2 separate regions of the Homo sapiens genome follow, and region 1 is linked to region 2. A link is an interaction called in ENCODE POLR2A ChIA-PET data of the cell type or tissue named here. Cell type or tissue: PC-9. All regions are shown on one strand. Links, peaks and the distances in the headings refer to the core of each region. The heading gives the core; the rest is flanking DNA.

Region 1 (13,054 bases), core at 4,871-9,870, 66 kb before region 2:
CTAAATGCTCACCAATGGTAGACTGGATAAAGAAAATGTGGTACATATACACCATAGAATACTATGCAGCCATCATAAAAAGAATGACATGGATAGAGCTGCAGGCTGTTATCCTTAGCAAACTAACGCGGGAAGGGGAAACCAAATACCGCAGTTCTCACTTATATGGGAGCTAAATGATGAGAACATATGAACACATAGAGGGAACAACACACACTGGGGCCTATCAGAGGGTGGAGATTGCAGGAGGGAGAAGATCAGGAAAAATAAATAATGAGTACCAAGCTTAATACCTGGGTGATGAAATAATCTGTACGACAAATCCCCATGACAAAAGCTTATCTATATAACGAACTTGCACATATGCCCTTGAACTTAAAATAAAAGTTAAATTTAAAAAATGGTGATATTTTAATTTTGTTATTTTTAGGCATTTATGACTTGCAATTCTTTCATAAAGAACTTTACCTATTCAACTATTTGGTTTCCATGAAAAACAATTTGTACAGGAAGACTTGATTTTTCTCTTTATATTTTAGTTTTCAGCATAATAAATTGACACTCTAACATTCCTTAAAGGCGGCCAATTAGTTTTTCAGTAATTTCTTTCTTTTTTTCTTTTTTTCTTTTTTTTTTGAGACGGAGTCTTGCTCTGTCGCCCAGGCTGGAGGGCAGTGGTGCGATCTCGGCTCACTGCAAGCTCCCGGGTTCATGCCATTCTCCTGCCTCAGCCTCCCGAGTAGCTGGGACTATAGGCACCCGCCACCACGCCCGGCTAATTTTTTGTATTTTTAGTAGAGATGGGGTTTACGGTGCTAATGGTTTTCTGTTTGAAATACAGTTTTGAAAGCAGTTTCTACTCTTCTGGTTGAACTCTGACTGATTAAAAACGTTGTAGGGGAGAATTCAAGATGGCTGACTGGAAGCAGCTGATGCACACGGCTCTCACAGAGAGGAGAGTGGAGAGTAAATCCTAGCTCTTCAAGTGGATTATCCAGGAGGCCACGCTGAGATTCATCAAGGAAGCAACAGGACCCACGGAGAACAGAGAAGAGTAAAGCAGGGTCGCTGACCGCCTGGGATGGGTGTGGAGCTGGGGAGACTCCCCACCAAGGGGAAAGGGTGAGTGAGCAAGATTCCCCCGGGACCCACACTTCCCCCATGCTCCTTTGCAATCCTGGGCATGAGAGATTCCCCCTAAGCGCTCGCCCCGCCCCTGTTAACCTCCCACCCTGGGCCTCCAGACTGACACAGAGAGCTGCCTGGATTCTGGGCAGAGCCACTGCTGAAGCCCACATGGAGCCCCACAGACCTTGGATCCTTGAGCACCCTGTAGCCAGCTGCCCTACCTCCACCAAAAAAGAAGGGCAGGCTCCTTCACATGCTCCCAGGATAAGTGTTGATAAGGAGTGAGACTGCAGGCCCTGTCTCCACTGCTCCTCCCCAGCAAAGGCCCCCTGGCCTAGGCTCCCAACGCAGCCACCTCACCCCACCTGAGCACTCTGGTCCCCCATTAGGGCTCTGCATTTCTTTGCAGTGTAGCTCCCAGAGGTAACCAACAGCCCCTCTGCCACTCTGTGGTACCTTCTGTTGCCCCCAGACTAGGGAGGAGGAACATGGAGCCTGATTGCTTTCACAGGCACCTCCAGCACACCGCAGCCACCCAACAGAGAGGAGGTCAGACTGTCTTTCCTGCAAGCTCCTGCCCACTCTGCGCATTTCCAGGCAAGGCCCCTGGGCTTGGAAGTGCAGTCAGTCCTATGGCCAGGGCTCTGCATTTCTCTGTGGTGGAGCTCCCAGAGACAACTAACAGGCCCTCTGCCACTGGCTGCCATTGCAGTGCCCTCCTGCTGCTGCCCCCAGGCTGGGGAGGGAACAAAAAGCCTGAGTGCTTTGGGGAGTCTCCAGCAAGCCAGCAGCTGCCCTGCAGAGAGGCCATGACCCCACTGCACCTTCCCAACAGGGCTTGCTGCTTTCTGACTTCCAATGCACCAACATCGCCCATGTATGAACATTGCAGCCGTGAAAACCTTATCTTCACAGGCCTGTGATCTTCCCTCGAGATCCCACCACCTGACCCTATGTGAGAGTTCAGCTGGTAACTCAGGGACCAGCCTGGCCCTCCCTATCACAACCAGCAACTCAGGCTCCACCCGATCCAGCCCCATCAAGACTCATACACGCTGTCCAGCTGGCCATTTAGGGGCTGGGGAGTTGGAGAACCCCATTCCAATTCTGCTGACACCTGACCATTTCTCCCAGGGCCTGAGATTGGACCCACCCACCCAGCCAATATCACCACAACCTGCACAGGCCCAAAGGCGGAGGCCCCCTAACCCCTTTTACATGAAGATGCAGTGCTATCACATTGGAGAATGGTGAGCCACAATGCCATCTGTATTAATTAGGCTGAGTGATGAAGTTCTGCCCCAAAACCACTGCCACGGAGAGTCACAAATGAAGCAACCCCTGAGGCTCTCAACTACATTGTGGTTCAGAAAAAGGCTACAGTGTACATCTGATCTAGGAGTCATGAGCTCTGGAACAGAGATGTGATAGGGCAGCAGTTCAAATTCCTGTCTATCTAGGATGAGGTGGTGGTGTACCTTGTATGTCTGGTAGGTAGAATTCATCAGTGAATCTGTCTGGTCCCAGGCTTTTTTTTTTTTTTTTTTTTTTTTTTGGTAGGTTTTTTATTACTGATTCAATTTTAGAACTCAATTTTGGTCTGTTAAGGGTTTCAATTTCTTCCTAGTTCAATCTTGGGAGGTTGCAAGTGTCAAGAAATTTATCCATTTCCTCTAGATTTTGTAGTTTGTGTGCACAGCAAAGAGTTGGTACCAATTCTACTGAAACTCTTCCAAAAAGCTGAGGAAGAGGAACTTCTCTCTAACTTATTCTACAAAGCCATTTATCACCCTGATACTAAAATCTGGCAAAGATACAACAAAAAAGAAAACTATAGGCCAATTTTATTTATTTATTTTTTTGAGATGGAGTCTCACTTTGTTGCCCAGGCACGATCTCGGCTCACTGCAACCTCCGCCTCCCAGTTTCAAGCAATTCTCCTGTCTCAGCTTCCCGAGTAGCTGGGACTACAGGTGCCTACCACTAGCCCCAGCTAATTTTTATGTTTTTAGTAGAGACAGGGTTTCACCATATTGGTCAGGCTGGTCTCGAACTCCTGACCTCAGGTGATCTGCAGCCTCCCAAAGTGCTGGAATTACAGGCATGTGCCACCACGCCAAGCCAGGCCAATATTTTTGATGAACATAGATGCAAAAATCCTCGAAAAATACTAGCAAATTGAATTCAGCAGCATATCAAAAAGTTAATTCACTATGATCAAGTAGGCTTTATTCCTGGGATGCAAGGTTGGTTCAACATACCTAAGTCAATAAATGTGATTCACCACATAAACAGAACTAAAAACAAAAACCATATGATTATCTCAATAGATAACAGAAGAAGTTTTCAATAAAATCCAACATCCCTTCATAATAAAAACCCTCAACAAACTCAGCATATAAGGAACATACCTGAAAATAATAAAAGCCATCTATGACAAACCCACAGCCAACATCATTCTGAATAGGAAAAAGCTGGAATCATTCCCCTTAAGACCTGAAACAAGACAAGGACGCCCACTTTCACCACTCCTATTCAACATTGTTCTAGAAGTTCTAGCCAGGGCAATCAGGCAAGAGAAAGAAAGAAAAGGCATCCAAAATTAGAAAAGAAGAGGTCAAATTATCTCTTTTCACTGATGATATGATTCTATACCTAGAAAACCCTAAAGACTTCACCAAAAGCCTAAAACTGATAAATGCCATCAGTAAAGTTCAGGATACAAAATCAATGTGCAAAATCAATAGCATTTCTATACAGCAATAATGTTCAAGCTGAGTGCCAAATCAAGAACACAATCTCATTTACAGTAGCCACAAAAATAAAATAAACTACTTGGGAATACATTGAACCAAGGAGATGAAAGATTTCTACAAGGGAAATTACAAAACACTGCTGAAAGAAATCATAGATGACACAAACAAATGGAAAAACATTCCATGCTCGTGGATTAGAAGAATCAATATTGTTAAAATGGTCATATTGCCCAAAGCAATCTACAGATTCAATGCTATTCCTATCAGACTACAAATGACATTTTTCACAGAATTAGAAAAACAATTTTAAAATTCATATGAAACTAAAAAAGAGCCTAAATAGTGAAAGCAATCTTAAGCAAATGGAAGAAAGCTGGAGGTATCAGATTACTGGATTTCAAACTATACCATAAGGCTACAGTAACAAAAACAGCATGGTACTTGTACAAAAACAGACACATAGATCAATGGAACAGAATAGAGAACCCAGAAATAAAACCACACACCTACAACCATTTAATCTTTGACAATATTGACAAAACTAAACAATGAGGAAAGGACTCCTGGTTCAATAAATGATGCTGGGATAACTGGCTTAGTCATATGCAGAAGAATGAAAGTAGACCCCTACCTTTCACCATACACAAAAATTAATTCAGGATGATGAATCAACGTTTTAAATGTTAAGACCTCAAACTATAAAAATCCTGGAAGAAAACATAAGAAATGCCATTCTGGACATCTGCTTTGGCAAAGAATTTATGACTAAGACCTTAAAAGCAATCACGCTGAAAACAAAAATTGACAAGTCAGACCTAATTAAACTAAAAAGCTTCTGCACAGCAAAAGAAACTATCACAGAATAAAAAGACACCCTACAGAATAGGAGAAAATATTCACAAACTATTCATCCAACAAAGGGCTAACATCCAGAATCTATAAGGAACTTAAACAAATCAACAAATAAAAACCATCCCATTAAAAAGTGGGCAAATGACATGAGCAGACACTTCTCAAAAGAAGACACACAAGCAGCCAACAAACATGAAATAATGCTCAATGTCACTAATCATCAGATAAATGCAAATTGAAACTTCAGTGAAATACCATCTTACACCTCTCAGAATGTCTATTATTAAAAAATCAAAAAAGAGTAGATGCCGGTGAGGCTGTGGAGAAAAGGAATGCTTATACTCTGTTGGAAAGGTAATTAGTTCAGTCACTGTGGAGAACCGTTTGGAAATATCTCAGATAACTTAATACAGAACTAATCATTCAATCCAGCAATCCCATTACTGGGTTTAAACCCAAAGGAAAATAAATCATTCTACCAAATACACACATGTACACATATGTTCATCGCAGGACTATTCACAATATCAAAGACATGAAATCAACCTCGGTGCCCATCCATGGTGGATTGGACAAAGAAAATGTGGTGCATATACATCATGGAATACTATGCAGCCCTAAAAAATGAAATCATGTTCTTTGCAGCAACATGTATGTAGCTGGAAGCCATTCTCCTAAGTGAACTAACGTGGGAACAGACAACCAAATACTGCATATTCTCATCTATAAGTGGGAACTAAACCTTGTGTACACGTGGACACAAAGATGGGAATAATAGACACTGGGGACTACAAAAGTGGGGAGGAAGGGAGGAGAACAAGGACTGAAAAACTACCTGTTAGGTACTATGCTCACTACCTGGGTGATAGGATCAGTCATACCTCAAACCTCAGCATCATGCAACATGTAATAAACCTGCACATGCTCTGAATCTAAAATAAAAGTTGAAATTAAACAAAACAAAAGAAAAAAATTGTTAATAGAGTGTCTCTGTCTTAAGTTGAAATGGGAAGACCAGTTTAAATCTCTGATGATAAAGAAAATGGGAAGACACAAAGCAAGTTATGAAGCAGAAAAAAAGAATCCCATTTTTACTTTAAATACAAAAAGAACAGCAAAGTCATAACTCAATATTTTGCTTTGTCTTTTTCTAACCATAAATATAAGCTAAGTCTACTTTAATCTTCACCACACCCCCTACACTGTCATCTCTCATTCCCTTCTCCCTTCCCCAGAGTAATCACTAAGATGAGTTCGTTTATATTCTTCCAATCCATTTTTATGTATAAGTAATAGGTAGTAATATTTTATATTTTTAAAAGTAATATCATGTGCACGTATTTTCTATCTTGCATTTTCCCTTCAACATCAAATTTTGGATCCATGTTAATATAAGTGGATTTAGCTTTGTTTCAACTGCTTCATTGCGTTTCCTGATGACTATTCCACATTTCATTAATGTGATCCCCTATTGATGGCATTTAGGTAGTTTACAATTTTTATGCTGTCATTAAAACAACAGTATAATGAGCTTCTGTTGTTTTCAATGCTGTTTGAGACTTACGTTTTAGGGAAGCTAAGATAATACATATATTTTAAAAAGTATCTTCTCACCCCTTGTTTTTTTCTTATAAGACTTTTGCTTAACAGTGACATGGTCTTTTACCTAAAAACTGAAAATAGTTTTTTAAATGATCAAACAAAAGAGACAGTTTAGATAAAAAGGCTTTTTTTTTTTCAAACTCCATTCCTTTTGATTCTATGAAGTCATGAAGACAGAAAGGAATTATCAGTGTTACTAATTAATTGTGGACCCTCAGCTTTTAAAGTGCATCATTGTGTATTTGCTCTTATAGTACCTTCTTGGGTTTATATAAAAAAGTAGCTGCATGAAGCTCTTTGCCTCATTTGGACTTTGTTTATCTATACTTTTTGCTTATGCTCAATCCCAGTTTATTACTCCCTGACGATTTCCCTGGCAGTACAGAAATCGATGTTGGAGCACAGTATCTAAAATGTGACAATTATCCTTAGTGACTGTCTGGTATTGTCCTTAACAAGAGTATTTAGTCAATCCACTCGATGGCATGCTTTGTACAGAAACATGAGTTGATGCAGAGATACAATTCCAATAGGGATGAAAATGAGTCATAGTAGTCAATTAGCTTTTGGTGATGATGAGTCACAGGAATCAAAACATTTTGCAAAGCGTTTGGCAGACGACCAAATGCTCTAGCTTGAGCTACCGAGATGTGACATTTTAGAAAATGGGAAGAAAATCGTCATATCTTAGTATCTCTTCATGGAAGATGTTTGTCAGTTGCCTAGAGGAATATTTTCATTCTTGCACATACTGCTCCCTAGACTTGGAACACCCACTCTAATGCCACCACCTCTGATTGGCAAATTCCTGTTACTCAGGACCCATCTCAGACCGGAAGCATTTCCTGAGGCACAATTACTCACTCCCATCACTGAGCCCATAGCTGCTGGTTTCTCATGTTATTAAACCATCTATCAAGTGATATTGCAATTTACCTGTTCCTGTGTTGATCTTTTCTCCCATTCTCTGGAATAAAAACCCTGTCTTAGTTGTCCCTATGTACTTAGTAAATGACATATAACAGGGCTCAATTCATTTTTGTTTCTTTGTTAAGTGGATGTGTTTCTATTTATGTGGGCATTATGAAATACTAACAATTATAAGAACAGTAATAGTTAACATTTACTGAGTGCTTCTTACATACTAGGCACTGTCTGGAGTGCCTTCAGTGTATTAACTCATTTAACTCTCCCAACATTATACAGGAGGTAAGTACTACAATCCTCTTCAGAGATAAGAAAACTGAAGCACAGAGAGTTAAAGTAACTTGTCCTAAGTCACACAGCTACTTGGTGGTGGAGTTAGGAATTGTACTCAAGCAGTCTGACATCTGAAGCTACATACTTAAGCAATGTGCTATATGGCATCTATTTTTTTCCTTAAGAAAAGAATCTAAAGACAATTTTAATGGACAGGATAAATAATTTTACATAGAAAAATAAAAATTGCCATCACCAAAAGACAGTGTCTCAGGATTAACCTGAAAGCTATTTTTGAATGAGGCAGAGCTATACCTTTTTGCCTGAAGAGAAGTCTATGATGTATAGTTAAGAAAACCAAATTGTAAAGTAATTTTGTAGTGATTCCTTGTGAATAAGAAGAAAATAGTAGAAGGCTTATACAGCTTACACTTCTTCCTTTCACATCTTTCTCCTTGCTTACAAAACATATACCTGTTGATCAGGCTGTAAATATCAGTTATGGTATGGAAGTTCACTACAGTGGGAGGTGTTATTATTATTATTTTTTCTTGCATTATTTCATTGGTTTCAGTGGCAACATCACTCTGAATATTTGAAGAGGAATTTAATAAAGAAAAATTTATTGGCGACTAATAAACTGAAATTCCAGGGAGAAATCCCAGAGAAGATGACTCTCCAAGTCACGCCTGGAGCAAGCAGGCAAAGTCAGCTTCGTTCAAAGCAGTTTCCTTGACACCCTCATACAAGAAGCAGTAGTTTCATTCTTAACAGGAAGCACTGTAGGAAACGAGGAAGTTGCAGTGAAACCAGAGGACTAGGCCTAGTGGTGTATTACATAGTCACGGATTCTTCTCCCCAGGCTCGCTTCGCCCCATTGCCCCTCAGGCCTGGGCGACTTGCTCGCTGCCCCCACCTGCCATCTCAGCCTGTCCTGGGTGAAGACCTCCTCAGTCATCCGCATCTGATGGAGCATCTCACAAAGGCTTTGGCTCCTGCCGCCATGTCTGGGTTCAGAGGAAGGACTTGCCGCGGGACAGGCGATCTGGCTTCCCCTGCAGCGGCCCCAAGGGACTGGGGACACAATCTGGAAGCACCAGGGAGGTCATGCTCTGTGCCGCAGGCTTGACAGGAAATGGAAAAGAGCCAGAGCATCAACCTCTCTCTCATCCTCCCTCGAACACGTCTTCTGAGGCCCACTGCTTCCACATAGCCTTTGCAGAGATGTCCGTTGACCAGGCAGCAGACTAGGTCTTCTCGTGAAGCTACAGCTGCTCTGTAATGCACTGCCTTGTCTTTGCTTTCTCTCCTTCGCTGCTCCCTTCCCATTTTGCTCTCAGTCTTGCTGTCCTGGGAGCCAAGAGTCAGCAGTAGCAGGTTAACTTTCATTAGGCTTCGTCTTCTAGGGGCCCAGGGTTAAGGCATAGTGAGATATCCAGGTTTTAGAAACGTTAATATCTGATGTTATAAATAGACTTTAGGTTGAAAATTGGGAAGCACTGTTTGAAGTTCAAGCACATGACTGATAGGCTTTGGGAAGGATACTATGCTCCCTATCTGGGTGATGGGATCTGTACCCCAAACCTCAGCATCATGCAGTATGCCCATGTAACAAACCTGCACATGTACCCCTGTATCTAAAATAAAAGTTGAAATTTAAAAATTTTTCTTTGTTTGATACAAGAAAATGTAGGCTAGACATAATTATTCTGGAAAATAAATTTTATTTAAATTACATAGAAAAGAATTAACTTAGGATTTTTTGCAGAGCAGGATGTTGTGAATGTTTAAATACCTTGTTTTTAAAAATTGTATTGTGTGTCTTCACTAATAGTGTTATATCTTTTGAATTAACAATCTGTTATGTCCAAGTAAAAAATGGTAGCTTTATCGAACAAATATTTTGTATTTTGACCACTATATAGTTAAAATAAAATAAATCCAAATAAAAGTAACATATGCTTATTTAGAAGTTTGATAAATAAATGAATGTATGAAATAAATAAATGAATGTATGAAAATTAACAACCACCTATAATCTTATCATCCAAATACAGCCACGTTAACATTTTGGTAGATGTTTGCCCATGTTTTCTATGAATAGAATGGATATATTTTACATATCTACAGATTTACTTATATATTTTACATTAATGGATATAATAGGGTAATATATGTACCATGCATATATGTAGAATATTTTTCACATGTGCTATGTTAATATTTGTATGTAATTTATAAAACCTGAATATATTATATATATGATTTAAAGTTTTATTGTTTAACTTAATATATTATGAGATATTTCCTAAGTTACCAGGTGTTCTAAGACATGCATTTTAATGGGGATATTCAGTATTTCACGGTATGGGTAGGTCAGAGTTTATACTTAACCAAATACTGTTGTTGGATATTTGAGATGCTTGGTTAAGAGTCCCTATATACCTTTACTTTTTTCTTTTCAGAAATGTAGAATTCAGAGGGACAAAAGAAATCTTCTAAAGATGGTCTAGTTTACTCCTCCAGTACTATCCTTTAATCATGTCTATAAGCAGGACATTAAATTCCATTTTCTTTTGTTCTTTCTGTTTAGGTGCCCAATACCTTCAGCCTCCTATCGCTTTGTTTCTTGCAAAAAATGATTGTCAAAACTTCATCTGTATAGTAATAACAGTAATAACAGCTAGGCATATAATGCTTACCATGTTCCGGGTTCTAGTCTAAGTATTACATGTATTTCAACGCATTTAATTCTTGCAAAGCCTTCTGAAGTAGATACCCATAACTATCCCCAAATTAGAGCTGAAAACACAGAGAGATTAACTTACTTATTTAAATTCATACAGTTAGTAAGTGGTAGAACTAGAATGTGAGCCTAGACAATCAAGTTCCAGAATCTGAATTCTAATTACTATGCTCTAATGGATGACTCCTAAAAGAAAGATGCAAAGAGGTTTCATTCTGAATTCTAATTTCAATCACTGGAAATGGCTGCCTGGAACAATACGTTCAGAATGATTCTGATGCTGTATCTGAGCTTAGAGGGGAAAAGGGCCATGATATATGAATAATATTCCCTTGTTTGAAAGAGGAGAGTGATTGTATATTTGCCATTTTTGCCCTATAATTTTAGTTACCCTAGAATTATTTAAGTTCAAAAAGATAAAACTCTAGAGATTAAAAAAAGTGTAGGTGGAATAGGGTTTATGTATTTATTATTTTTGCAGGAGGGAGATGAGGGGGCAGAGGTTTGTGCTATTTTAGCCTGTGCTACCTCTGTCAGTGCAAATGACTCCATATGCATTTCAGGACCTCCATTTTTACAATTGTTTTTAAAAGGAGCCTGTTGCATTCTGTCTGTCCTTGGTAGATACAAAAGCAAAGAACAATGAAAACACAAAGAGTTTGGAGACATAGACATATGGGCTTCCTTTTTCTGGTTCCATCAAATTAACTGTGTGTTCTTCTAGGATAGTTACTTGACCTTTCTTACCCTCAATGTTCTCATCTGTAAAATGAGAAAATAATTCTTACTTCTTAAATTGTTGTGAAATTAAGTTAGGTAATTGTGTATGAAGTCCTTTGCATACAAAAGACAAATGTTCTCTCCTTTACTGTCTCATATGCACCAACAGATTGTATCCTTGCATATTGTTTTTCCTTTGATTACTTCTCATAGAATCCATTTACTAAAATCTTTAATAGCTTAAAAGTTTTTTGTTTCTTGTTTATATGGAAATATTATCAAGTTTTAGTTATAGATATTTCAGAAATTAACATACAAATGAAGTCCTTGCTAGTCTTTGGTAACCATACAAAACTGTACAATGGGTCAATTTAGTGCTTGCTTGCTCAATAATTATGTTTTAAAAAGTTTTAATAGAATGTCTGTTCTTTTTATGTTCATAATAGCACCACTATCCAAGGCAGAAACTTGAGTCTTTATATCAGTTTTCTTTCATTTTAGATTACTTCTATTCCTATTTCTTCATGTTCACTAATCTTTTCTTTGGCAATATCTAATTTGCTGTTAATTCCATCTGTGTAGAAAAGACATAATATAGCAGGCTTGATGTTGCTACCTTTAGAATGATCTGCTTGGGGGGCTTGCCCTAGACTATCATCTGGGAACTTGGCTTTGGAATGTTCCCTACACTGATAAGGATGATTTGCTGACCTGAGACACCGAACTCTTATATACCAGCTTGCCTAGATTATTTGTGCAAACAATGTAATTAATGGTGAATGCCAGCCTTTCTACCAGATGTCTAAATTTGGTAGCTGTGGCTTATCGGAGGCAGAGACTGCCAAAATAATCAGCCCCCAGTGAAAACTCTGAACTTTGAGACTTAATCAGAAACACTGCATTTTGTTGGCTAAAAGAGTGTGTTCTATGTGGCCACCCCGTCTCTCTTCAGCCCCAGAGGGAGAACTTTGGAAGCCAGTGCCTAAATTCCTCCAGGCTTCACCTGGTTTGTCTTTTTCCCTTGCGAGGCTGGCTGTATATCTTATGCTTGATAAACCATAGCTGGGATCATCTTGCCTCTGAGCCCTATGAGCCCTTCTAGTGAGTCCTAAATGTGTGGGTGGTAGTTATGAGACATCCAAAGCACCATCCATTGAATTTTTAATGCCTAGAAGTTTAATTTGAGTGTTTTAAAATATCATCCAGCTGGGCGTGATGGCTCAGGCCTGTAATCCCAGCACTTTGGGAGGCTGAGGCAGGCAGATCACTTGAGATCAGGAGTTCGAGACCAGCCTGGCCAACATGCTGAAACCCCATCTGTACTAAAAATAAAAAAATTAGCTGGCGTGATGGTGCGGGCCTGTAATCCTAGCTACGCGGAAGGCTGAGGCAAGAGAATTGCTTGAGCCCGAGAGGTGGAGGTTGCAGTGAGGCAAGGTCACACAAGTGCACTCCAGCTTGGTTGACAGAGCGAGACTGTCTCAAAAACAAACAAAAAACCAAATATTATCCATGTCTTTTTTTAACAAGCTCAATATTTTCTCCACTTTCTTGGGCATATGGAATATATTTATCAGAATTGTTTTAATGTCCGTGTCTACCAATTCTACACTGTGTGTCATTTCTGTGATTGTTTCTCTTGAATGATTTATTTTACTCCTCATAAGAGGCTGTATTTTCCTGCCTTTTGGCATACCTAGTAATTTTTGATTGGATGCCAGACATGATGAATTTTACTTTGTTACATATTGGAAGAATATTCCTTTAAATATTCTTAGGCCTTTTTTTTTTTTTTTTTTTTGGTTGGCAATTAAATTACTTGGAAATAGTCTGACCCTCTTGAGTCTTGCTTTTAAGCCTTGTCAGACACAGCTAGAGCAGACTGTGGTTCCAGCACTGAGGCAATCCTCTTCTGTGTTCTCCATCTTATGCCCTGTGTATTATGAGGTTTTCCCATTTTGACTGGTGGGAACACAACCTGCTCCCAGCCCTTTGTAAGTCCAAGGGATTGTCCTACCTGTTTCAGGTGGTTCTTTCCTTAGTCTCAGGT
Region 2 (13,054 bases), core at 3,875-8,874:
CTGTTTTGGGGGTGCCATTTCCCAGTGATGTGCTAGCATATTAACACAATGGTTGTCATATTGTTTCATGGAGAATCTTGTGATTTCGTGGTGTCTTAAAGATCACAGGCAAAGAGAAATGGAAGAATAAGGGGGTCATGAGTAGTGGAAATTGCTACATCCTCCTCACCTTGGGTAGATCTGTTTTTATGCATTTTATATATTGGGATCTCGCTTAAGATTTCATTTTTAAAAAAACAAGCTCTTCTTTCCTAAGTCAAAGTTTGTGAATCATTACAACTTCACCAGGATATTGCTGGTGTACTAAACAGGCTTTCTCCAATAGTTGAGTCTGGTTCCTTCTTGGCTTTATGTTCTTCTACTCCAGTTCTTGTTAAATACTTGTGGACATCTGATGAACTTCATGGACTCTCTCCCCAGAAAAAATCATATAGACACACACAATTTTGTGAAAAATGTAGCAAGTGCATGGATTTCCTAAAATCCATTCACAGAGTGTGTGTTAATCATACTAACTCTAAAAGCTTTATTTAGAGGACTTAAGAAACTTCTGAAGGAGAAAGAATTGGGGATTAACATTAGAGTGTGTTTGGAAAAGGTGGAATTTTTTTCAACACAGCATAACTTGTAAGAACAGTTTTTGCTGCCTGATGAAAAAACAAAAAGTGTTTTTTCATTGAACTTCAAGAATCATACATACTCTTGCTGGCCACGCTGTTCTTTTAATTCATTGATTCATTCAACAGATATTTATCAAAGACAGATGTTTATCTAGCACAGTGGAAGACACTGTGCTAGGGGAAATGTAAGTGAATGGTTAACAATACTTCCTTTAAGAGCCATCTATTCTTGAGAATATGAATCATCTTTAACACTTAGCACATTTTAACCACTTAACCCACTAGTTAACACATGTGCATGCACACACACGCACTCTCCACTGGAACAAGCACTCTTTTAACTGACCTGAGGCTCGATTAGGTCTGGTTGACCGAGTCCTGGGCTGTCTATCCAATCTGCCTCCAGCGGTGGATGTATTGTGTGGTTCAATCAGAGGACAGTAAGGATGTGCAGAGACATAGGGATTCTGGCACCAAGGGCTGCGATTAGGGAAAACGGTTGGTGGGATTTCCTTCTCTCTGTAAAAGAAAAAAGCCTAAATGGAACTCAAAAGCCATTTTATGCTGTGGTGTTAATGTTGAAGGCACAATTAAAGGGGAAGCATATTTCAAAACCAAGAGAATATGACTTTTTAAACTTTGTGGGCAGAACTTTTATTATAACTTCAGAAGCATTTGCTACAAATGAATAATATATTCTGCACCTCTGTCCATAGGCAGCTTTTGATCCAAGATAAAATTCCTGGATAATGCACCTCTCCCTCCACCTAAGCACTGCTAAAGACTTGGGGATACCTCACCTTTTCACCTCTCTGCAGCAGCCTTGCCTCTAATAACAGTGCCCATGAAAAGTGAAATGGCGGCCGGCCGCGGTGGCTCACGCCTGTAATCCCAGCACTTTGGGAGGCCAAGGCGGGCGGATCACAAGGAGATCGAGACCATCCTGGCTAACACGGTGAAACCCCGTCTCTACTAAAAATACAAAAAAAATTAGCCGGGCGTGGTGGTGGGCGCCTGTAGTCCCAGCTACTCATGAGGCTAAGGCAGCAGAATGGCGTGAACCGGCAGGGCGGAGCCTGCAGTGAGCCGAGATGGCGCCACTGCACTCCAGCCTGGGTGACAGAGCGAGACTCTGTCTCAAAAAAAAAAAAAAAAAAAAAGTGAAATGGCCAGAGGGGTCTCAATACTACCTAGTGAAGATCGCCAGCCTTCATTGCCCTATGAGTATTTACCTGCTCATTCTGTTTTCGTGCTTTTCCTATGAGTTCTATTCAAAATAGTAGTTTCCAAAAATCACTATTGATTTAATTTATACATCACACATCCATTTGTCATCTAGTCGTTCCCACATGCTTAGTTACTAATTGTGGGAAGGACCCATTAAAACAAACAAACCAAACAACCCTTACCTCTTAAGAAGAACTTGAGCTTGTTCCACCTGATAATTTGAGATATCTTTCTTAGGTTGATCTTGTTTTTCTTTAGTTATTGTAGCTGTAGATGCTGTCCACTGAAACACACGCTTTCGGAATGTTGGAGATACTACTGAACATCTGTTAAATTCAACGTCAGCATCTAATTTTTCCCACGCTTGCTTCCAGTGGATAGGGGTGTACCACGCAATGGCCTAATGAAAATGATTTATTAATGTTGGCTATGTATATTTGAGGTTTACAACATGCTGTTATGAGATATACATATATATATATATATATATATATATATATAGTAAAATGGTTACTATGGTGGAGCAAATTAAGGTATTTATTGTCTCACGTAGTTACTTTTTTATGACAAGAGCAGCTAAAATCTACTTAACAAAAATCCCCAACACAATTTCATTAACTATAGTCCTTATATTGTACACTAGATCCCTAGACTTCATCCTACAAATCTCTGCTACTTTATATCCTTTGACCTACATCTGCCTATTTCCTCCCCTGCTCCCATCCCTGTGAACCAGTTTTATTCTCTTTCTCTGTATGTTTGACCTTTTCAAAAATTCCACATATAAGTGAGATCATGCAACATTTTTCTTTCTGTGTCTGACTTATTTCACTCAGCATAATGTCCTCCAGGTACCTCCATGTTCTTTCTTAAGGCTGAATAATATTCCATTGTGTATAGCTACATTTTCTTTATCCATTTGTCTGTTGACAGACACTTAGGTTGTTTCCATATCTTGGCTATTGTGAATAATGCTGCAATGAAGATGGCTGTGCAGATACCTTTCCAAGGTGGTGATTTCATCTTTTTTGGGTATGTACCCAGAAGAGGGATTGCTGGGTTGTATGGTAGCTCTACTTTTAATTTCTTTAGGGACTTCCATATTGTTTTCCATAAAGGCTGCACCAATCTACATTCCTGCCAACCATGTACTGGGGTTCCCTTTTCTCCATACTCTCACCAACATTTGTTATTATATCTCTTGTCTTTTTTGGAATAACCATCCTTATGAAGTGTGAAGTGATAGCTCATAACGATTTTAATTTGCTTTTATTTGATGCTTAGTGATGTTGAGCATCTTTTAATGTATCTGTTGGCCATTTTTTAAATGTCTTTGGAGAAATGTCTATTCAGGTCTTTTGCCTGTTTTCTAAATCAGGTTATTTGCTTTTCTGCTATTGAGTTGTAAGAGTTCCTCATAGATTTTGAGTATTAGCTCCTTCTCAGATATGAGGTTTGCAAACTTTTTTTTTTCCCAGTCGGTAGGGTGCTATTTTATTTTGTTAATTGTTTCCTTTGCTGTGCAGAAGCTTTTTAGCTTGACATACTCCATGCCCACTTTTATTTATTTTTGTTTTTGTAGCCTGAGCTTTGGTGTGATACCAAGAAATCATTGCAAAGGACCACGTCAAGGAGCTTTTCCCCTATGTTCTTTCCCAGCAGTATTATGGTTTCAGGTCTTACGTTTAGGTCTTTTAGCCATTTTGAGTTGTTTTTTATTTACCATGTAAAATATGGTACAACAGAATTTAAAAACTGAACTATATAATGCCATTTACCTGTGTGTGCGGCTTAGCGAACTACATGATGAGGATACAGAGTAACGCATCTTGGCCTTAGTTTCCTGTTCTGAAAATTACAAGCAGCATAATCTCAGGTAGGTAAGTTACTTTCTAACTTGAACTGTGACTTCATGTGTAAAACTGAGAGGGTGGTATTGGGAACTGCTTTATTGAAGTGTTGTAAAATTCATCCAGCTATTGAATTTCACAACTCTAAAGAACCGAGCAAAAAGTAATGGTAACATGAAAAAGTTAAGATTTTAAACATTTAAGACACTGTGTGTGTGAGTGTATCTTATCTGAGATGGGAAAATGGACAGTAGAGCTAGAGACATGGACAAGAAAACACGTTCTTCAGGCTAGAATCCTAGGTGAGAGTATTAAGGAGACCCATAAGCACTGAAGCTGGAGTTTGTTTGGATTTCCTGAATATGTGACATGTGCACAACATACACGTGCAAAAATTATTCAGGAAAATCCTGTATAGACACTAACAGTTATATTTCTATTCAACATGAAAAACGTGCCCTAACATTCTACTTGTTCTAGTGATCTGTTTTTAGTTTACCAAATTAGAGGTTTGGACTTCACACTGTAACCTTTGAACATCCCTCTGCTTGGCTTGACAAATAACATAGACATAAAGACAACACAAGGTCAGTTCAGCTAGGCTAAGCTTCTAGCAGAGAAAGAAGATGAATTCTTTTTTAAAAAGTTTATTTTCATAGATTATGGCAAAAAAATGGACTTTTGCTACAGATCATTAGTTACGAATCCTCCCTTTTTAGTAGCTCAAACATATTATATTTTGAAAATATGTTCATGATCTTTTTAGTGTGATCTCCCTTATTGAGGTGTGTGCCTTTCCTAGACAAGGCAATATTTTATTTTCCCCTGTATTGTAGGAACTTGAGAGAATTTTCGATGACAATGATGATAATGTGATAAAATTTAGCCTCAGCTCTAGAATGTCGGCCACATGAAACTTACAAACTATTTTTAGTGCAATAGAAAAATTATTGAGAGTTAGAAGATATGGTTTTATTTTAGTTCTATCACATTACTTATCATGTGACCTTAAGCAAGCCATTTAACTTTCCAAGCCCCATTTTTTTTCCCCAAGATACTGAAACATTACTGAGAATCAACTGTAATAAGGCATATATAAACAGCCCTTCAATGAGTTCCTATTGTATAGGACTGGTCTGTTCCACATCTGGATGTCTAATGCAAAACAATGTATTGGGAAAGTACCAGGCATTGATAAACATGAGACATTTATTAATTATTTGACATGTAATTTAGAGGCTGCAAACCTGTCCCTGCTTTAAAGGTCCATAGACTCATGGAATCTTAGTGATTATATTATACAGTCTCTTACTTTACAGATGGGAAAGTAGAATAACAATTATGTAGTTAATACATGGCAAAGCAAAACTAAAAGCCACTTTTATATTAAGCCATAAGATTTGTAGCTGTATCGAATATTAACCACTGCCATGTTAGTGACAAGATGACTCAAAAAGTAGTCTAAGACATACTTTATTTTAGCCTCCTTTTAATTTTTTAAATTTGTTTTTATTTTTATTTTTTTTCGAGACAGAGTCTTACTCTTCGCCCAGGCTGGAGTGCAGTGGTGCAATCTTGGCTCACTGCAACCTCCGCCTCCCAGGTTCAAGCAATTCTCCTGTCTCAGCCTCCCTAGTAGCTGGGACTACAGGCGGGCACCACCACACCCAGCTAATGTTTGTATTTTTAGTAGAGATGGGGTTTCACCATGTTGGCCAGGCTGGTATCAAACTCCTGACCTTGTGATCCGCCCGCCTCGGCCTCCCAAAGTGCTGGGATTACAGGCATAAGCCACTGCGCTGGCCTAGGCTTCTTTTTAAAAATGACCCATAATATAACTTCTCTTTGCCCCATCTTACAAATATAAAATATTATTCAAGTCCAGAAACAGGTTCTATTCTGATCTGTATAGCTGGCTATTATTTTAGACAGTAGATTACAGGCTTTGTGACTTTTTCCACAAGATATGGATTATTTTCTACATACAAATAGAAAGCAATTCCAGGGTCATGATGACACTTTGAGTTCGTGTTTCAGCATGTCTATGAGAAGGCAGTAAATTGTCTTTTTAAGGAAAATTTACCTGGCGGTTGCAGATAGTAATATCCAGTGCTATGAAAGTGAGAATGAAAATGAATTTATTAGAAAAGGAACTCTATACTTACATTAGGGTTTCAAGCTGATTTTAAAGTCACATTTCCACCTATTTAAGGGAAATACTTTCTAGTCGAATTAAATAATGCATATGGCTTTACCATAAGGTAGAATTTCCAATGGGATGTGACTCAGGTAAAAAAAAAAAAAAAAAAAAGCTTGAGCTGAGTTCTGAAGGGCAGGTAGGATTTAATAGGTAAAAAGGGAGGGAAGAGAGCCTATTGAGAGGCAAGAGCATGCGCAAAGGCCCTGTGGCATGAAGGAGCAGTCAAGCACTGGAAAGCAAAAGTAGTATGAGAAGTAGGGCAGTGTGGCTAGAACAGAGTGCATGAAGAAGCATGGAGAGAGGAGAGTCCAGAAGGTGAAAATGGGCAAGATCACCATGGTTCAAGTTAGGTGGGCAAACTCCTCTCCACTACAGATTCACAACACATGGCTCTTCCTCTCAATGCTTTTTCTCATGCTCTCCTTTACAGAGTTGATATTTCTGACCTGGGCTGCCCATATTTTATTAAAGCATTGTTTCACTGTATTGCAATTACTTATTATTACATATCAGTTTCTACTAGCAGACTCTGAGTTTCTTGAGGACAAGAAGTGTGCAATATTTATGTTCTTTTTTCTAGCACCTAGCGCCATTCCTGACAGATACGAAATATATTTAAATATTTTCCGTATGGATCAATCAGTCAGGTTTAGTCTTTCATTAGCAGGCACAGTTACTTGTGCTTACATCACCCCACAGAAATGGTCTGATTCTATATGTGCAAAGTCATTAAAATCACTGGGTAAAAGGAACAGTCTAAGTACAAAGCCTAATTCAGTTGCAAGAAATGAAAACTTTTTAAAATCTGCATTCCAGGAGCTCAGGGACCTGGTCTGTCTGGTTCAATGCTCAGTGCCTGGAGCAATGCACATACAAAGTAGAAATCACAAACTGGTTTACAGAGTGGATAACTATGATGAAAGTTCTGAGATAAGAATGTCTTAATCCTAAACTGGGTTTTGCTAATGATTTCTTATGAGGCTGAGTAAATAACTCACATTGTGTATCCTCATTTTCTCCATCAATGAAAATTAATCTAAGTAAATAACTTAGATTGTGTAGCCTTATTTTTCCCATCAGAGAAGTATTATAAAATTCAGTTCGAGCCCACAAGGAGATCTAAAGCTGAGTGGGTGAAGGCTGCTAAGTTATATCTCATGGGTGCTCTCCTCATCTAACAACAACTGTTCCCGCAGAAAGACAGTAAATGGCTCTTAAGAAATTAGCCAAGTCTATTTTAAAGGGAAAGTCCATCTCAACATAGATTATATTGCAGCAAAAAAGAAACTCAGAGATAGATTCTTGTTAACATATTTTGTTAGTAGTTATATGACATAGTAAGTTAGACTGAGGGTAAGAAAAATCACAGGTATGTAAAAATGATCTAAAAATCATTTTGAAAAAGGATTCACTTTTTTGTTGTTGTAAAAAGAAATACCTTTGAACCTTATTGGTGTGTCCATGGGTATATATGTATGCTAATATTATACCGAGAGAAAGGTTGAGTGAAAATATAAAATTGTCAAATACTGCGAACAAATTACCCAAAGCTATTGCTAATGCCCTTAATTTTATAAGGAGTAAAGTATAGTCATTTCAAATTAATACTGTAAGCTCTTTCATTAGAATATTAGTTCCTTGGTGCAGATCTTAATCTGTTATATTCCCAGTACTTAGCATAGCTGTAAAATAGAGAAGAGTATCAATAAATATTTGAGAAATGAAAAAATAAATGGAAAAGACCTGTATGGAGTACCTTCCTTATCCCACTCTTCAGGCTAAATATCACAAATTAAATCTTCCCTTGACTTCGAAAGTTGAAGAGGCTTCTTAGGAATATGAGATATCAAAATTATTTTTGCCAAATTGTAAGTAACTCTTGGGCCCTTTGACATTGGGAAGAGAATGCTGTTGATTTGCCTGATGTGTTGTGGCATTTAGTGATGGTTCTTCCCAAGCTTTAAGGATAAAAAAAAATCGGGTGAGCTAAGAGGATGGGGAACATAAGGATAACTATCCATTCTATGAAAAAGTAGCCCAAATGCCCATCAGGCAACAAGTGGATAAAGAAAACGTGGTATATACGTACCATGGAATACCACCACTTAAGAACTAATGAGTGCTCTTCCATTTGACAACATGGTTATCCATGTAACCAAACACCACATGCTCCCCCAAAACGACTGAAATTAAATAAATAAATAAATTTATAAGAACCTGACAATAAAATAATCTTTTAGGCATAAAGTCAATTTTACTGACATTTATGCACTTAGACACATTGTATAAAATAAAAAGAATAAAAAATACAGATATGCTCAATAAGCACAATATTTAAAAAAAAAAAACGATTGTTAAGAACCAGAAACTAACTTGACCGTTCGGTTTGCACAGGATTGTTATACAATCAGGACTTGCTCTAAACTTGTCTTGTTCCTTCCAAAGAAAATCTGATGGAGGTTGATGCTTTGCTTCAGATGCTGCTGCCCACACCTGTAATAAAATTGTTAATGACAAATGCCACTGGAGTTGAACACAATTTTGTAAATGTCATAGGGTTACTCCAACATAATCTTTCTGAACAGATGAGGTTTTAAAATATAATGACTATATCATATACAATGTCAAGCTATGCAACACCAAACAGCTACTCTACAGGGATTAAAGGAAAAAACGAGAAAGAGAGGACCCCTCCTGCATGAGCTAATTATCTGTTCTCTAAGCAAATAATCTCTTTGCTTGTCTTTTCAGGTTTATATTTACTTGGTTTCAGGAAATTAAGAATTTCATTTTAATAGTTAAATTATAAAAACAAAAGATATTGTACACAAAATTGAAGACAGCTGTGGAAATTTAACTGTGGGTATTAATTAACATCCAGAAGATGGACAAAGTGCGGTAATTAACCACCAACAACAAAATCACATCTTACGTACAGATCCAGATAGAGTGATAACGAGACAGTGCTGAGCCACAGACTGTCAGTGTCAACAAGTTTGTCCTGTACAATTCTAATGTACAGTATTTATACTCTTATACTCACTGTTACTGTGGAATTTGCCTGCATTACGATGTTTGGAAGGAATCGGTACAAAGAAATGGTTTGTCCATTCACATTTTGCTGGAGAATATGATCTCCAATTGCCATTTCTTTGTCAAGGGAAGAGTTAATGAGCTTCACGAACAAACCCTTGACATTCACTTCAGCTATTTCAACATCTCCAAGAGAACTAGAAAATAAAACACAAAGATTGTAAGCTGCCTTCAGATAGGAGTGTCTTTGACTCACTTTAAGAAGTGATTAATAAACTGCTTGAAAGTTGTTCTTAAACTGTATATTCTATTGGGCAAGTTCTATATAGGAATAGTATATTTTGTAACCTCAGACAAATGGCTTGAGTTTTTAGTTCTATTTCTTTATCTGTGCAATAAAATAACCTATTTCACTTAAAATAAAGAAAACTTAAAAAGTATTTTAGGTGTCAAGGTATAAAAGCCACAGGAAGTTGAGAATTATAATAGTTTAAATTTCCTACTGTTCAAGATAAAATCATTGAGACATGAAACTCTCAAAAGTAGATCAAGAGACAAATCATTTACTTTATTTCTGATAAAGTGACTGAAGATAAATAGCAACTATGTGATTAAAAGATTTTTGAAAGGTAAAAACTTTAAATAAACATAGGATGGTGTTTTTCACCTTTTAACTTGCATTGAGAGCTTTCTATGTACGATCCAGGGACCAGGCTAATCATTTACATATCATTATGTATCAGCATTTTTCAGATTGTGAGTCACAACTTATTAGTGGGTCAAAAATCACTTTGGTAAGTGAGGACCCCCATCTTGGAAATAAGATATATCTGTACCAATAATAATAACAATACCACTTATATGCCAGGCACTTAATAACACTATATATATATATATATATATATATATATATATATATATATACACACACACACACACACACACACACACACACACACACATATACACACATATATATACATATATATGTATATCTATGTCTATGTTTCTATTTATTTGTCTACCTATCTCTGTATATAGTTCTCCACAATTTCTTATCCACAGTTCCAAAATCCAAAAAGCTCTGAAAAAGCAAAAAAATTTTTTTAAAACATATTTGAAGCAAAGCCTGGTCCAAAACTGAGGTGAGGCTATTTATAGTCTTTGTTCATGGTTTATGTGAATATTTATATATTTTTCTGTGAAAAGATTAATGTTTGATTTTTGATACTTTTGTAATCCCTGACAGGGTGTTATATGATATGTGTTCTAAAATTTCCTTTCCTAAAATTGTCAAAATTCTGAATTTGGAAATATGTAAGTCCCCAAGTATTTTGGTGAAGGCATTGTGGACTAATAGTAACTCATATAATTCTCACAATAACATACGTATTTCTCATTAAAATACTTCTACATGTTTCTTATTGAAGGTCACACTAAAAAAATGTGAGGAACACTGTATTATCTCATTTAATTCTTAAAACAACTCAGACAGGTAGTATTTTAGCCCCATTTTATAAATAGAAAAACTGAGGTTTAGAGAGATTAATTCCCATGTCCAAGGTCACTCAATAAATGTTAACCCTTGTCCTTCTGCCTCATTCAACAAGTAAAATCTCAAATAGGTTTGACCTAACCATTCAGGTTGTTTAAATTCTGTACACACCATGGTGGTTGAACTCTGCTAGAAAACGCACACACAAAGATTGCTGCTACCAAAAACTTAGTGGTCTCCAACCACCTGGGCCCTTGCTGATTGACAACAAGTTGTCATCTTCATGAGCCAAGTCAGCAACTTCTGCCATCCTTCAACAATATCTCTATTCTCACTCTTGACAAATTATCTCACTAAGAAAACATGGCCATCAGAGAGAATAGTGTATTTCCCTGCTTCACACTTAGAAACAGACTCTCCTACAGCTGAGCCTACCTCTTCTCCATAGCCCACCCCATTTCCATGGAAGAGGCCCCTTCTTCCATCTGCAGTGAAGCCCTCTGGTCACCAACTCCTCCTGATGCTTCAGCAACTCAGTACCCTCATTGTCCTTCCTTTCTCCTTTAACACCAACTTCTCCCTCTGGACTACCTATTTCCCCCAAATAGGTACATATCCTTGAGGGGCTACCACCTTAAAAAAGAAAAAAGAGAAGAGTCCTTCTCCAGCTTACAATTCCTACTGCCATCACAACCTAGCTTTTGGAAAAGGCTATGTCACTAATTAATCACCTCTTATTTACTTCACAACCACCTGCCTCTGCTGGAGACCCAGATGACCAATGCCCTTCACAATCGGTAAATTGAGTGGCAACTGTTAGTCTATATCTTCATGTCTCCTCAGTATTGGCCTCTTTTTGGAAACTCTTCCCTTTGTTTCTTGAAGTCAACTGTTTTGCCTCTATCAGTTTTGTTACTTTTCAGCCCCTTTTTCTTATTTCACCCAGCCCCTTCACGCATCTCCCAGATGTTGATCCCTGGGATTCTGTTCTTAGCCCTCTTTTATTTCCCTCATTTATCCTTATAGGTGATGTTATCCATGAACAGTGTTTACTAACCATTAATACACTCATGACTGCTAAAACTAAATCTTTTGCCTAGACCTTCCTACTGAGCTTCGGATCCACAGAAACAACTGACCACAAGATCTCAAAAGGTACCCCTGAACTCATCACTTTGGCCTGTTGTAAATTTACTCTCCCAACTAGGAAACTATTCCAGTGAATTGCACCATTTACTCTGTTGGCCAAGCCTGAAACTTCCAATACTGTCCCAGTTTCTTATCCTTCATTCCTTATTCGTGACCAGGTTCTGCTGATTCTTCCTCTTTAGTGGCATCTATTTACGTCTTTTCTCCATCCCTGACTGCTGCCTTTATCACGCTCTCATCATTTCTGTGAGACACTGAATCAACATCCTAACTATTATCCTCAGTCTTACCCCCTTCTAAACATTCTCCACTTTGCTTCCAGAGCAATCTTTGTACAATCCAAACCTATTTCTGCTTGCCTTGTGGAAATCCTTCAATATCTTACCATTTCCTTCTATAGAAAACACAAAAATCACAGCACTCAAACAAAGCCCTACCTTATCTGTCAACTTCTTTAACCCCTTTTTCCTTACTTCCTACCTTATGCTGAAACTGCAACCATAAAGAATTCCTTGCAAGAGCATGATTCATGCTGCTGCAGGCTTCACTCACCATGCACACACATACTATTTCCTCTTCTTGTTTCCCATGTCCTTATAAACACTTCAAATTTTCAGCCTTCTTATTATTTTCCTATCATAGGTACAAAATGGAATCTCATTGTATTTAAATTTGTTTTTCCCTGATTATAGTGCAGTTGCACAAGCTGCTTATTGGCTACTCAGTTTTCCTCTTTGATGAACTGCATGTTCATATCATTTCATTCACTTTTCTGAATTTACATTTTTATAATTTATTTATGGTATTCGTAGCATAGTATTTAATTATATGCACATATTTTCTGCAAGAAGAGACTTTAAAAATACTTCATCTATAATGTTTCTTATGGTATAGTTTACATTTCTAAAATTTTTACTGTGATAAAATTTATCCATCTTTTTCTTTATAGTTTCTGCTTTTGGTGTCCTATATAAGAAATCTTTCCCTGCTCTTATGTCATATTTTCTTTTAAACGTTTCAATAATTTGCTTTGAACAGCTTTGTTTGTATGTATATATGTGTGTGAGAGTGTATTTCATATAAGGAGCTAATTTTCCTAGTTAATTAGATTGTCCATCATCTCCCTGCTGATTTGTAATGTCACCTTAGTCAAACAGCCAGTTTCTGAATATTGTAAGGCTTCCTAGCTGTTCCGTTGATCTAGCTGTTCATCCTGTGTGTATGCCAAATGGTTTTAATTTATATTGTTTTAGATGAAGTCTTGATTTTGGTTGGACAAGTCCCCTCTCATTTTCTTTTCCAATATTGTGTTAACTCTTTTTAGACTTTAACCCTTTGTGGTAAGCAAAATAGCTGTCCAAAGATGTCTATCTCTAATCTCTGGATCCTGTGAATATGTTATGTTAGATGGCAAAAAGGACTTTGCAGATATAACTAAAGTTATGAATGTTAAGACAGGGAGAGTAGCCTAGGTTATTCA

What was found. Peaks named below come from ENCODE experiments on the same cell type or tissue, not always from the same donor. Only the 100,000 strongest peaks of a DNase experiment are listed, where the experiment ranks them.
Region 1: POLR2A ChIA-PET joins it to region 2 with 13 read pairs; 2 of 35 experiments call an interaction of 5 or more read pairs at or near these places.

Annotation. Positions count from the first base shown.
Region 1 is chr12:25,451,296-25,464,349 of GRCh38, forward strand. No RefSeq gene overlaps it. Among named protein-coding and RNA genes, the nearest start is that of LMNTD1, 95 kb to the right of the region's middle. In PC-9, for the core only: no CTCF peak of the experiment used is centred there; a DNase peak (open chromatin) is centred at 7,026; H3K4me3 peaks cover 957 bases; H3K27ac peaks cover 1,608 bases.
Region 2 is chr12:25,517,829-25,530,882 of GRCh38, forward strand. LMNTD1 (lamin tail domain containing 1) reads right to left here. Exons shown (of 10, transcript NM_001145728.2): 5 at 8,941-9,127; 6 at 8,271-8,390; 7 at 2,030-2,247; 8 at 967-1,139. Among named protein-coding and RNA genes, the nearest start is that of LMNTD1, 29 kb to the right of the region's middle. In PC-9, for the core only: no CTCF peak of the experiment used is centred there; a DNase peak (open chromatin) is centred at 6,773; H3K27ac peaks cover 1,071 bases.